Linked DNA regions of Homo sapiens: region 2 is linked to region 1. A link is an interaction called in ENCODE POLR2A ChIA-PET data of the cell type or tissue named here. Cell type or tissue: A673. All regions are shown on one strand. Each heading gives the region's core, and the rest is flanking DNA. Links, peaks and the distances in the headings are about the cores only.

Region 1 (5,374 bases), core at 319-5,318:
TCTCAGCTTCTCAGCAGCCTTCTCAGCATAATGAATGCCAAATAAAAAAAGGAAGAATATCTGCAAAGTGCTGAGGGAAGATCCCTATCCCATCTTCAATTGTACTAACTATTCAAGAGTAAAAGAAAAATAACAATGAGAGAATTTACCATTCCCAAAAAAATTGCTGAAAGCACCATTAAAGGTGTACTTTAGGAAGGACTTTGAATGAAGCAATGATGAACAAATAGGCAAACACAAACTGGTAAGAATGTGAGAAGATCTAAAAAAGGATTAAAAATTTAGAAATAAGCATAACAACAAATTTGGGAAAGTAAAAACAAACTGAAACTAAAATACTGGGCAACAGCATCGTGGCAGATGAAAGGGAAGTGAGTTAGAGCTAAAGCTATCTAAAGTCCTCATATTACTCAGGGGTATACATGTTAAAAATGTTAAGAGTACAGAATGAAATTGACTATAAACCTTCCAAATGAGTTGAGGGGGAAAAGAGGAGATATAAAGAAAATTTGATCAATCCAAGAGATGGCAGGAAAAGAGAAAAAAGGAGAAAAGAGAAGGGTAATATATAAAGTACAAAATAAGATAACAGAATTCCATCCACATATCTAGTTATTACAACAAATGTAAAGAGATTAAACTTGCCAGCTAAAAGATAGGGACCCTATAATTAGATTTTAAATGATGAATCCCCTATACACCGTCTACAAAAGATAGACCTAAAACATTACAAAGAGATTAAAAGTGAAGAAATGAAAGAAAATATTTGTAAATCATATATCTGATGAGGAACATGCATCTATATAAAGAACTCATACAAGCCAGGCACAGTGGTACACGCCTGTGATCCTAGCTACTCAAAAGTCTAATACTAGAGAATTACTTGGGCCCAGGACTTCAAAGCCCTCCTGGACAACATAGTAAGGCCCTGTCTCTAAAAGTATTGATTAATTAATTTAAAAAGAACTCTTACAATTCAATAATTTAAAAAAATCCAATTTTAAAGTAGACAAAGGATCTGAAAGGACATTTCTTCAACAAATTATACACAAATAAGCCATAATCACATGAAAAAATATTCAACATCTTTATGCACAAAGTAAACTCAAATCAAAATGACAATGAGATACCACTTCTCACCCACTAGGGTGACTATAATCAAAAAGACAGATAATAACAGGTATTGGCAAGTATGTGAAGAAACTGGAACCCTCACACATGCTGGTAAGAATGTGAACTGATGCAATACACATGGAAAACAATTCAGCAGTTTCTCAAAATGGTACAGAGAATTACCATATGATCCAGCAGTTCTACTCCTAGATATATACCCAAAAGAACTGAAAACCTAGACTCACACAAAAAAATGTGTACACAAATGTGTACAGTAGCCAAAAAGTGGAAACAACTCAAATGTGTATCACTATGAATGGATAAACAAAACAAAACATAGTAGATCCATACAATGGAATATTATTTGGGCATAAAAAGAAATGAAGTACTGCCTGTAATCCCAGCACTTTGGGAGGTCAAGGTGGGAGGATTGCTTGAGTCCAGGGGTTCAAGACCAGCCTGGGCAACATGGCAAAACCCCGTCTCTACAAAGAATACAAAAATTAGCCGGGCGTGTTAGCATGTGCACCTGTAGTCCCAGCTACTTGGGAGGCTGAGGTGGAAAGATCGCTTGCACCCAGGGGGTCAAGGCTGTAGTTAAGCCAAGATCATGCCACTGCACTCCAGCCTGGGTGATAGAGCAAGACCCTGTCTCAAAAAAAAAAAAAAAAAAAAAGGAATGAAGTACTAATATATTCCACAACATAGATGAACTTTAAAAACACTATGCTAAGTGAAAGAAGACACACAAAGGGCCAAAGTACTGCATTATTCCATTGGTATGAAATGTTCAGAATAGGCCAGTCCATAGGACAGAAGTGATTGCCAGGGGCTGGGAGGAAGAGGAAGAAATGGGGAGTGATTACCAATGGGTAAGAAGAATTTATTTTTGAAGTGATTAAATGTTCTGGAATTAGATAATGGTGATGGTTGCACAACTCTGGATGTACTAAAAATAACAAATGGTATACTTCATTACTTTTTTTTTTTTGAGACAGAATTTCGATCTTGTTGCCCAGGCTGGAGTGCAGTGGTGCCATCTCGGCTCACTGCGACCTCTGCCTCCTAGGTTCAAGTGATTCTCCTGCCTCAGCCTCCTGAGTAGCTGGGATTACAGGTGCCCACCACCACGCCCAGCTGATTTTTGTATTTTTAGTAGAGACAGGGTTTCACCATGTCGGCCAGGCTGGTCTCAAACTCCTGACCTCAGGTGATCCACCCACCTCAGCCTCCCAGAGTTCTGGGATTACAGGTGTGAGCTACCATGCCCGACCTGAATGGTATACTTTAAATGGCTCAACTGTATGATATGTTAACTATATCACCATAAAGCTGTTATCTTAAAAAAAAAAAAAGGAATAGAAAAAGGCGTAACAAATATATACTAAACAAAAGAAAGAGCAACCCAAATCAGCAAAAATAAACTTTTTTTTTCTTTTTTGAGACGGAATCTCGCTCTGTCACCCAGGCTGGAGTGCAGTGGTGCGACCTCAGCCTCCCAAGTAGCTGGGACTACTGGCGCTCGCCACCATGCCCGGCTAACTTTTTTGTATTTTTAGTAGAGACGGGTTTCACCATGTTCGACAGGATAGTCTTGAACTCCTGACCTTGTGATCTGCCCACCTCGGCCTCCCAAAGTGCTGGGATTACTGGCATGAGCCACCGCACCTGGCCCAAAAATAAACTTTTAAGCAAAAACTTTAAAGAGGGATAAGAGGGTTATTACACAATAATTAGAAGCACACTTCACAAGAAAAATATTAAAAACCTGAACAAATATGCACCTGACAACCCAGTCTCAAATGATATGAAGCAAAATCTGGCATTATAAGAAAGAGATTAATCCATAATCATAATGAGAGATTTTAACACAAGTCTCTCAGAAACTGACTGATCAAAGCAAACCAAATACTAGTAAAGATATTAAAAACTTGAACAATATAATTAGCATGCATTATCTACTGACCTAATGCGCATATATATATACGTGTGTGTATATATACGTACATATATAGGTACATATGTACGTACATACGTGCGTACATACGTACATATGTGCGTATATACGTACGTATGTACGTACATATATACGTATATATATACGTGTATATGTATATATGTGTGTATTATATATATATATATTTTTTTTTTTTCTGAGATTGAGTCCCTCTCTGTTGCCCAGGCTGGAGTGCAGTGACACGATCTCCACTCACTGCAACCTCTGCCTCCCAGGTTCAAGCAATTCTCCTGCCTCAGTCTCCTGAGTAGCTGGGACTACAGGTGCATGCCACCACACCCAACTAATTTTTGTATTTTTAATAGAGACTGGGTTTCGCCATGTTGGCCAGGCTGGCCTTGAACTCCTGACCTCAGGTAATTCACCTGCCTCAGCCTCCCAAAGTGCTGGGATTACAGGTGTGAGCCACCATGCCCAGCCCTAATGCATATAGTTAGAACCTTAAACCCAGCAATTAGGGAACAGACATTTTCTTCAAGCACACATACATCATTTACAAAATCTGACCGTATCAGGCCAGAGAGCAGGTTTCAACAACCTCATATAGACTCATGTTTTCAGACCACAATGCAATTGAGTCAGAAATCACTAATAAAAAAGTAGCCCAATCACCCCCAATCTCTGTATGGTAAGAAAAGTTAAAGACCAACGGGCAAGGTGGCTCATGCCTGCAATCCCAACACTGTGGGAGGCCGAGGTGGGTGGATCACTTGAGGTCAGGAGGTCGAGACCAGCCCAGCCAACAGTCTCTACTAAAAATTAAAAAAAAAAAAAAAAAAATGGCCGGGCGCAGTGGCTCACACCTGTAATCCCAGCACTTTGGGAGGCCGAGGCAGGCGGATCACGAGGTCAAGAGATCGAGACCAGCCTGGCCAACATGGCAAAACCCAGTCTCTATTAAAAATACAAAAATTAGTTGGGTGTGGTGGTATGCACCTATAGTCCCAGCTACAAGAGATCGAGACCATCCTGACCAACATGATGAAATCTCGTCTCTACTAAAAATACAAAAATTAGCTGGGTGTGGTGGTACACGCCTGTAGTCCCAGCTACTAGGGAGACTGAGGCACAAGAATCACTTGAACCCGGGAGGCGGATGTTGCAGTGATCCGAGATGGTACCACTGCATTCCAGCCTGGGTGACAGAGCGAAACCCTTTCTCCAAAAAAAAAAAAAGTCCATTAAGTCCATGTATAGAGGCCTGAGCTCCTGGCCTCCCCTCACCAGGGGGCCTGCAGAGGGTTGGAGTCTACCTCTCTGCCAGGGAGAAATGAGCGGAAGTACAGCCACCTGCCCTTCTCTGAACCCAGGCCTGCTGAGGCCAGACATGGCACTGGGGTGGGTGGCCTGCAAGAAGCCCCAACCTCTCGGCAGCTGCTCCGGGGAGGGCGGGGCCTTCTCCGTCTCCTCTGGCCGCTCCTCTCGGGCTCTCTCCTTGCTGGCTGGGCTCTCGTGCTTGTCCTCACTCTCCACTCTATCCAAGGCGGCTGGAAGGGCCTGCAGAGGAAAAGCCAGGAGAACTACAAGGCCTGGGGCCTCACCAGGAACGGAGGGCGGGGAACGTGCGCTGGGCTGGGAACCCAGTCTCCTGGCTCCCGTCGCTTGCTCCTAGCCTGCTCCCCGCCGATTCAGAGCCCCGAAAAGGGAGCCAGGAGGCCTGGGTTCCACCTCGCTGTACAGGGCCTGAGAAGGTCCCCAGACCCAACCTCCACCCCACACACACCACAGGCCCAGACGCCAGCAAGTTCCACACCTGGACTTCCAGGGGCTGCCTTGGCTTCTGTGCCCCGGGGTCTTTCTCATCCATGTAGCCCAGCTGGGCTTCCATTTTGTCTGAAAGATCAAGGGAAAGAGCTGAGACAGGTGGGCTCAGACGGGAAGGAGTAGGGCAGGGAGTGGGGTGGCAGAGAGGAGAGATGGGGGCTTGGCCTTCGGGAGGCTCCACTGCAGCCAAGCACCTCCAGGAGAGACAAGCAGGATCCCCGGCTAAGTCAGAGAGGCCAGGCCAGGCCTTTGACTCAGGAGTGCTTGGAGGACCTTGAACCCAGTAAGACCAAAGTGAGGGGCTGTCAGGACGGGGCCGCACACAGCCGTGGCTGCTCATCTGGAGGCAGGGAAGTGAGGCAGATGGAGGCCCAGATTGGGAGCCACGACACCCGCTCTGGTCCCAGCTTTCGGGCGGGCTGGCTGGTGTGTGCCTCTGGACAGGGGGTGAATTTCCTCCCTGCCAAGCCAGCCGCCAAC
Region 2 (5,374 bases), core at 105-5,104, 120 kb before region 1:
ACTGGGAGGGATGCCTAGGAGAGGGTCTCCCCAACCCTCTAGCAACCTGATAATCATGATCACCGGTTGTTGGAGTGGCCTGGCCACCTGCTGGGCTGTATGGGTGCTGAGGGCCTGGCTGAGCCCCGTGATACACCCATGGGGGTGGGTCTCTGAAGAGCAGTCTGTGTGAGCAGCAGGAGAGGTGGCACCTCAGGTCAGGGGACGCTTCCCCCCAGGCTCTGGAGGGGACAGGATAACACCTGTCCCCAGGCTTGGCGGAATTCCTGGTCTCTAACGCAGCCCGGAACACACAGAGAAATGATCCAGTGTGGGGCAGTGTTGCTCACATGGTGGTAGGACTGGGTCCTAGGCTCCTGGAGCCAGCGGCCTCAGAAAGCCCCTCTAGGTTCTCTGAGTCTTTGACACTGTGCAGCCCAGACTCCTCATTTTATAGACAGGGAAACTGAGGCCAGATGACTCATCCTTGACAGAGCCGGGATCATGGTGCAGCTCTCTGACTGAGCCCCCTCGATGTCCTGTAGTCTCTCCAAGCATGCCCTGCAGTGGTCATGACTGCTGACATCTGTCCCTGCCTAGACTGTGGGCCTCGTGAGGACAGAACATGCCTGCTGTCCCCATCACCTCTGTCCCCCAGCTCAGCCTGACTGGTAATGCCCCGGCCATGTCATGAGGCCTTGGAACCAAGCCTAAGCTTCCTACAGGCCAGCAAACATCGTCCCCAGCACTGGCTCCCTGATTTCATCTCCCCTGGCCGTGGCAGGCAGAGAGAAGCCTTCAGAACCAGGGAGGACCAGAGGGCTCCTGGCCCAACGGAGGCCAACTGTGACACCAAGGGATCCTCCCCAAGGGGTCTTCCCCGCCAGATACAATCCTGCTCTGAGCACCCTGAACAACAGGCAGTGCCCAAGGGAGGCCAGAGACAGCCGTGGCCTCTGGGGCCTGGCACTCAGCCAGAGCTGGCAGGAGGCGGGGATGCACCTCCTGCAGCTGAGGTTGAGACAAAGCCAGGTGCCTGCCACGGCAGCTGTGGCCTGAGCTGGCATCGGTGGCTGATGGCCACAGACTCCCTGATGCCTGTCATCTGTACTGAGGGCTCTGTCCCAGCCCCTGAACCGTACGTGATGCCCACACCACCGATGAGGACACAGCTTGTGTTTTTACAAACGAGGCACTTAATTATGTGGAGGTAAATCCTTTGAACTGCAGAAACCATCCCAGCACGTCCCCATCAGGTGTTCCCAGGTGGCAGGCAGAGAAGGCCAAGGTCCCTTGAGTGGATTTCCAGGGGAGCTGAAGGGCTACGGCCCTGCCAGGACTGGGAGGTACTGGGAGGGGCTGGACAGCTGAGAGCGGCTGCCCCCCTGCAGGAAGAGGAGGCAGGCGCTTCACCCGACTCTGGACGACGCTGACAGCAGTGTCAAGGACTCTGCCGTCACTGTTGTCCTTTGAGTTGGCAGCTGCCCTGTGTTGCAGATTTGCTCTGGCTCTGGCCCCCTGCTTCGTCCCCTCCACACATTTGTTCTTAGTCCTCAGCTCCTCCCGTCTCTGTGTCCCGGGTGAGAACAGGTCCTAGACCTTGTCTCAGGTCACACAGCTACCAGAGGACAGAGCTAGAACATGACCGCAGCAGACGCCTGATCCTGCGCCCCAGGCGACCCGTTCACGGGGCGGGCGCTCGCCCTTGGCCTCGCTCCTGAGCCACAGTCACCAGGGTGCCAGGTAAAGGGAAACCACATGGGGGCGAGGCCAGCGCACAGCCCCAGCAGCCTGGCCCCTGCTGGCTGCAGGGGCTCCAGAGCCTGTGCTACAAGCCCGGGTGGCCGGAGCCTCCTGCGGGATTCCCCATCCCACCCCTGGAACTTGCTTTCCCTGCTTCCCACACACAGATCCTCCCCACCAGAGCAGGGTCATGGGGTCAGAGGCAGGGTCCGTGTGGTGTGGAGCAGGGGTTCCTCCCCACTCGCTCGCTCGGCTGCCTTCAGCCCCTGCAGACACGCAGGCACCGTCCACCTTCTCCACTCTTAGCGCGAGCCCTGCCCCAGCCAGGAGCACTCACTGAGTGGCCACATTATACCCTCCCGTTTGTCTATAGTTCACTTAAACATTATTTCCTGGGAGATCCGGCAGCTCTTCACTCTTCCGAATCAGGCTGTGGGAAACGTTTGTGTGCATCTCGCTTTATTTCCTCTCTTGAACTATTAGGATAAAGTCACAGAGGTAGGATTCCTGGACCCCAAGCTCTGGACCTCTACTACCCAATTTCAAAAAGGTCGTAGTATATAGCTCATGTCCCAGAACCAGCCACGTCTCCTCGTCGTCGTTTCACCGCAACCTCGCCAGCAATGAGTATTTTCATTTAAAAATGTTTTTGTCTGCTGGCTATGTGATTGCAGAGGCATGGCTGGCCCCAGCTTGCAGCGGTCGCTTCTGCATCTCTTTTTATTCAGCGGGGCCTTTAATGGATGTGGTGGAGTAAAGCTGCCTTTCAAATTGCTGCCGCAGCGCTGCCTGGCAAGATGTTAATCGTTCATGCCCTGTCACGTGGTCATGGGACGGTAATCCTCTTTGAAGCCATTTGTTATTTATTCTTACAGTCCCCCGGAGAGCAGGGAGGAGCCCCCAGTGCCTGGATCACAAACGCAAATACAGAGAGGGCTGCAGACATTTCAGCCTCGAGGTTGGAGCAGAAGCAGGGCTGGGGCCCACCAGGGTCCAGACCCCTAGTAAAGAGGTCACTTCCCACAAAAGAAGGTTGTTTGTCTGCTTCTCATAGAACCTGCTCTGGTTAGAGGGTTTTTTTTTTTTTTTAAGAGACACGATCTTGCTGTGTTACCGAGTCTGGTCTGAAACTCCTGGGCTCAAGTGATCCTCCCGCCTTGGCCTCCCAAGTAGCTGGGACTGCAGATGGGCATTGCTGCACCCAGCTTGGTTAGAGGGTTTTTAAGCCTAGGGGGTGCATTTGTTTCCTAGTACCACAAGCAGGGTGGCTTGAAACAGCATTATTTATTCTCTCATGGATCAGGAAGCCAGAAGGCAAGGTGTGGGCAGGGTTGGTTCCCTCTGGAGACCGAGGTAGCATGTGTTCCAGGCCTCGCTCCTGGTTCCTGGTGGCTGCCCGTAGTGTTCCTTGGCTTGTAGAAACACCCCCCCGAGATTCTGCCCCCATCGCCACATGGCCTTTTCTGTGTCTGTCTCCTCTTTTTATATGGACACTTGTCATTGGATTTAGGGCCCATCCTAATCCAGGATGGCCTCATCGCAGGATTTCCACCTTAATTACATCTGCAAAAACCCTTTTGCCAAATAATTCCACATCGACAGGTAACTGGGATTATGACTTGGGTGGATCTTTCAGGGAACACAGTCCACCCCACACAATAGGTTTCTACCCCCGAGTCCCACCTCCAGCCCCGTCTCCCTCCAGAGTCTGGCTGCTTCTTCCTCATCAGACAGTTCCTTCCCTCTGTAGGGATTGCATACAAGTGTTGCTGGCTGAGGGGTGAGGGTGGAGTGGGGGGATGTGGGAGCTGAGCTGAGGGATGAGGGTGCAGGCAGAGATCTGGGAGCTGAGCTAAGGGGTGAGGGTGGAGTAGGGGGACGCGGGGGCTGAGCTGAGGGGTGAGGGTAGAGTGGGGGACATGGAAGCTGAGCTGAGGGGTGAGGGTAGAGTGGGGGGATGTGGGAGCTGAGCTGAGGGGTGAGGGTGCAGTGGGGGGACGTGGGAGCTGAGCTGAGGGGTGAGGGTAGAGTGGGGGGATGTGGGAGCTGAGCTGAGGGGTGAGGGTGGAGTAGGGGGACGTGTGAGCTGAGCTGAGGGGTGGGGGTGGAGTTGGGGGATGTGGGATCTGAGCTGAGGGGTGAGGGTAGAGTGGGGGACATGGAAGCTGAGCTGAGGGGTGAGGGTAGAGTGGGGGGATGTGGGAGCTGAGCTGAGGAGTGAGGGTGAACTGGGGGATGTGGGAGCTGAGCTGAGGGGTGGGGGTGGAGTTGTGGGTTGTGTGAGCTGAGCTGAGGGGTGAGGGTGGAGGCGGGGACGTGGCAGCCCAGCTGAGGGCCTTGGAGCACACCTGGTAGGAAGCCAGCCTGTGGACCTGGAGCCGACTGAGGGTCCCCCCTACCCCCCATGAGTAGGAGTGGGATCCAACCTGGGTCCCCTCTCTCCCCTCCTGCTGGTGTATTTGTAGTTGGAAGGCAGCACACCCTCCTGGCTCAGAGAGATGGGTTTAGTGGCCCGGGGAGGCACGGAAGCCCAGGTCTGTCTTTTCCCAGCGGTCACTGTGAGGATGCAGGGCCCCCACGTGGGGAGACAGGGCACAGCCTCCCATTGGGGCAGATGGGGGTCTCCCTGCCCAGGATGCCGGCCGGAGTTTCCCCTGGCAGGGACCACGGGTGCTGTGACTGGAGGGAGGTCCCAGGGCTGGCACCCTGGGGCTCTGTTCTGATGTTCTGATCCATTCCACCCTCACCCCTCAGCTCAGCTCCCACATCCCCCCACTCCACCCTCACCCCTCAGCTCAGCTCCTACATTTCCCACTCCACCCTCACCCCTCAGCTCAGCTCCTACATTTCCCACTCCACCCTCACCCCTCAGCTCAGCTCCCACATCCCCCCACTCCACCCTCACCCCTCAGCTCAGCTCCTACATTTCCCACTCCACCCTCACCCCTCAGCTCAGCTCCCACGTCCCCCCACTCCACCCTCACCCCTCAGCTCAGCTCCCACATCCCCCCACTCCACCCTCACCCCTCAGCTCAGCTCCTACATTTCCCACTCCACCCTCACCCCTCAGCTCAGCTCCTACATTTCCCACTCCACCCTCACCCCTCAGCTCAGCTCCCACATCCCCCCACTCCACCCTCACCCCTCAGCTCAGCTCCTACATTTCCCACTCCACCCTCACCCCTCAGCTCAGCTCCCACGTCCCCCCACTCCACCCCCACCCCTCAGCTCAGCTCCCACATCCCCCCACTCCACCCTCACCCCTCAATTCAGCTCCTACATTTCCCACTCCACCCTCACCCCTCAGCTCAGCTCCCACGTCCCCCCACTGCACCCTCACCCCTCAGCCCCACTCCACTCCCACCCCTCAGCTCAGCTCCCACATCACCCACTCCTCCCCTACCCCTCAGCTCAGCTCCCACATCCCCCCACTTCACCCTCACCCCTCAGCTCAGCTCCCACATCCCCCCACTCCACCCTCACCCCTCAGCTCAGGTCCCACATCCCCCACTTCACCCTCCACCCCTCAGCTCAGCTCCCACATCCCCCACTTCACCCTCACTCCTCAGCTCAGCTCCCACATTCCCCTACTCCACCCTCACCCCTCAGTGCTCTGTCAGAAGCGCTACCTGACCACATCCCTCCTCTGGGC

The links. Peaks named below come from ENCODE experiments on the same cell type or tissue, not always from the same donor. Only the 100,000 strongest peaks of a DNase experiment are listed, where the experiment ranks them.
Region 2: POLR2A ChIA-PET joins it to region 1 with 12 read pairs; 3 of 35 experiments call an interaction of 5 or more read pairs at or near these places.

Annotation. Positions count from the first base shown.
Region 1 is chr1:6,116,611-6,121,984 of GRCh38, forward strand. It overlaps CHD5 (chromodomain helicase DNA binding protein 5), which reads right to left. Exons shown (of 42, transcript NM_015557.3): 32 at 4,884-4,963; 33 at 4,495-4,627. Among named protein-coding and RNA genes, the nearest start is that of CHD5, 61 kb to the right of the region's middle. In A673, for the core only: no CTCF peak of the experiment used is centred there; no DNase peak of the experiment used is centred there.
Region 2 is chr1:6,001,432-6,006,805 of GRCh38, forward strand. It overlaps a transcript of KCNAB2 not described here. Among named protein-coding and RNA genes, the nearest start is that of NPHP4, 12 kb to the left of the region's middle. RefSeq lists an enhancer at 1,413-2,127. In A673, for the core only: no CTCF peak of the experiment used is centred there; a DNase peak (open chromatin) is centred at 2,550; H3K27ac peaks cover 730 bases.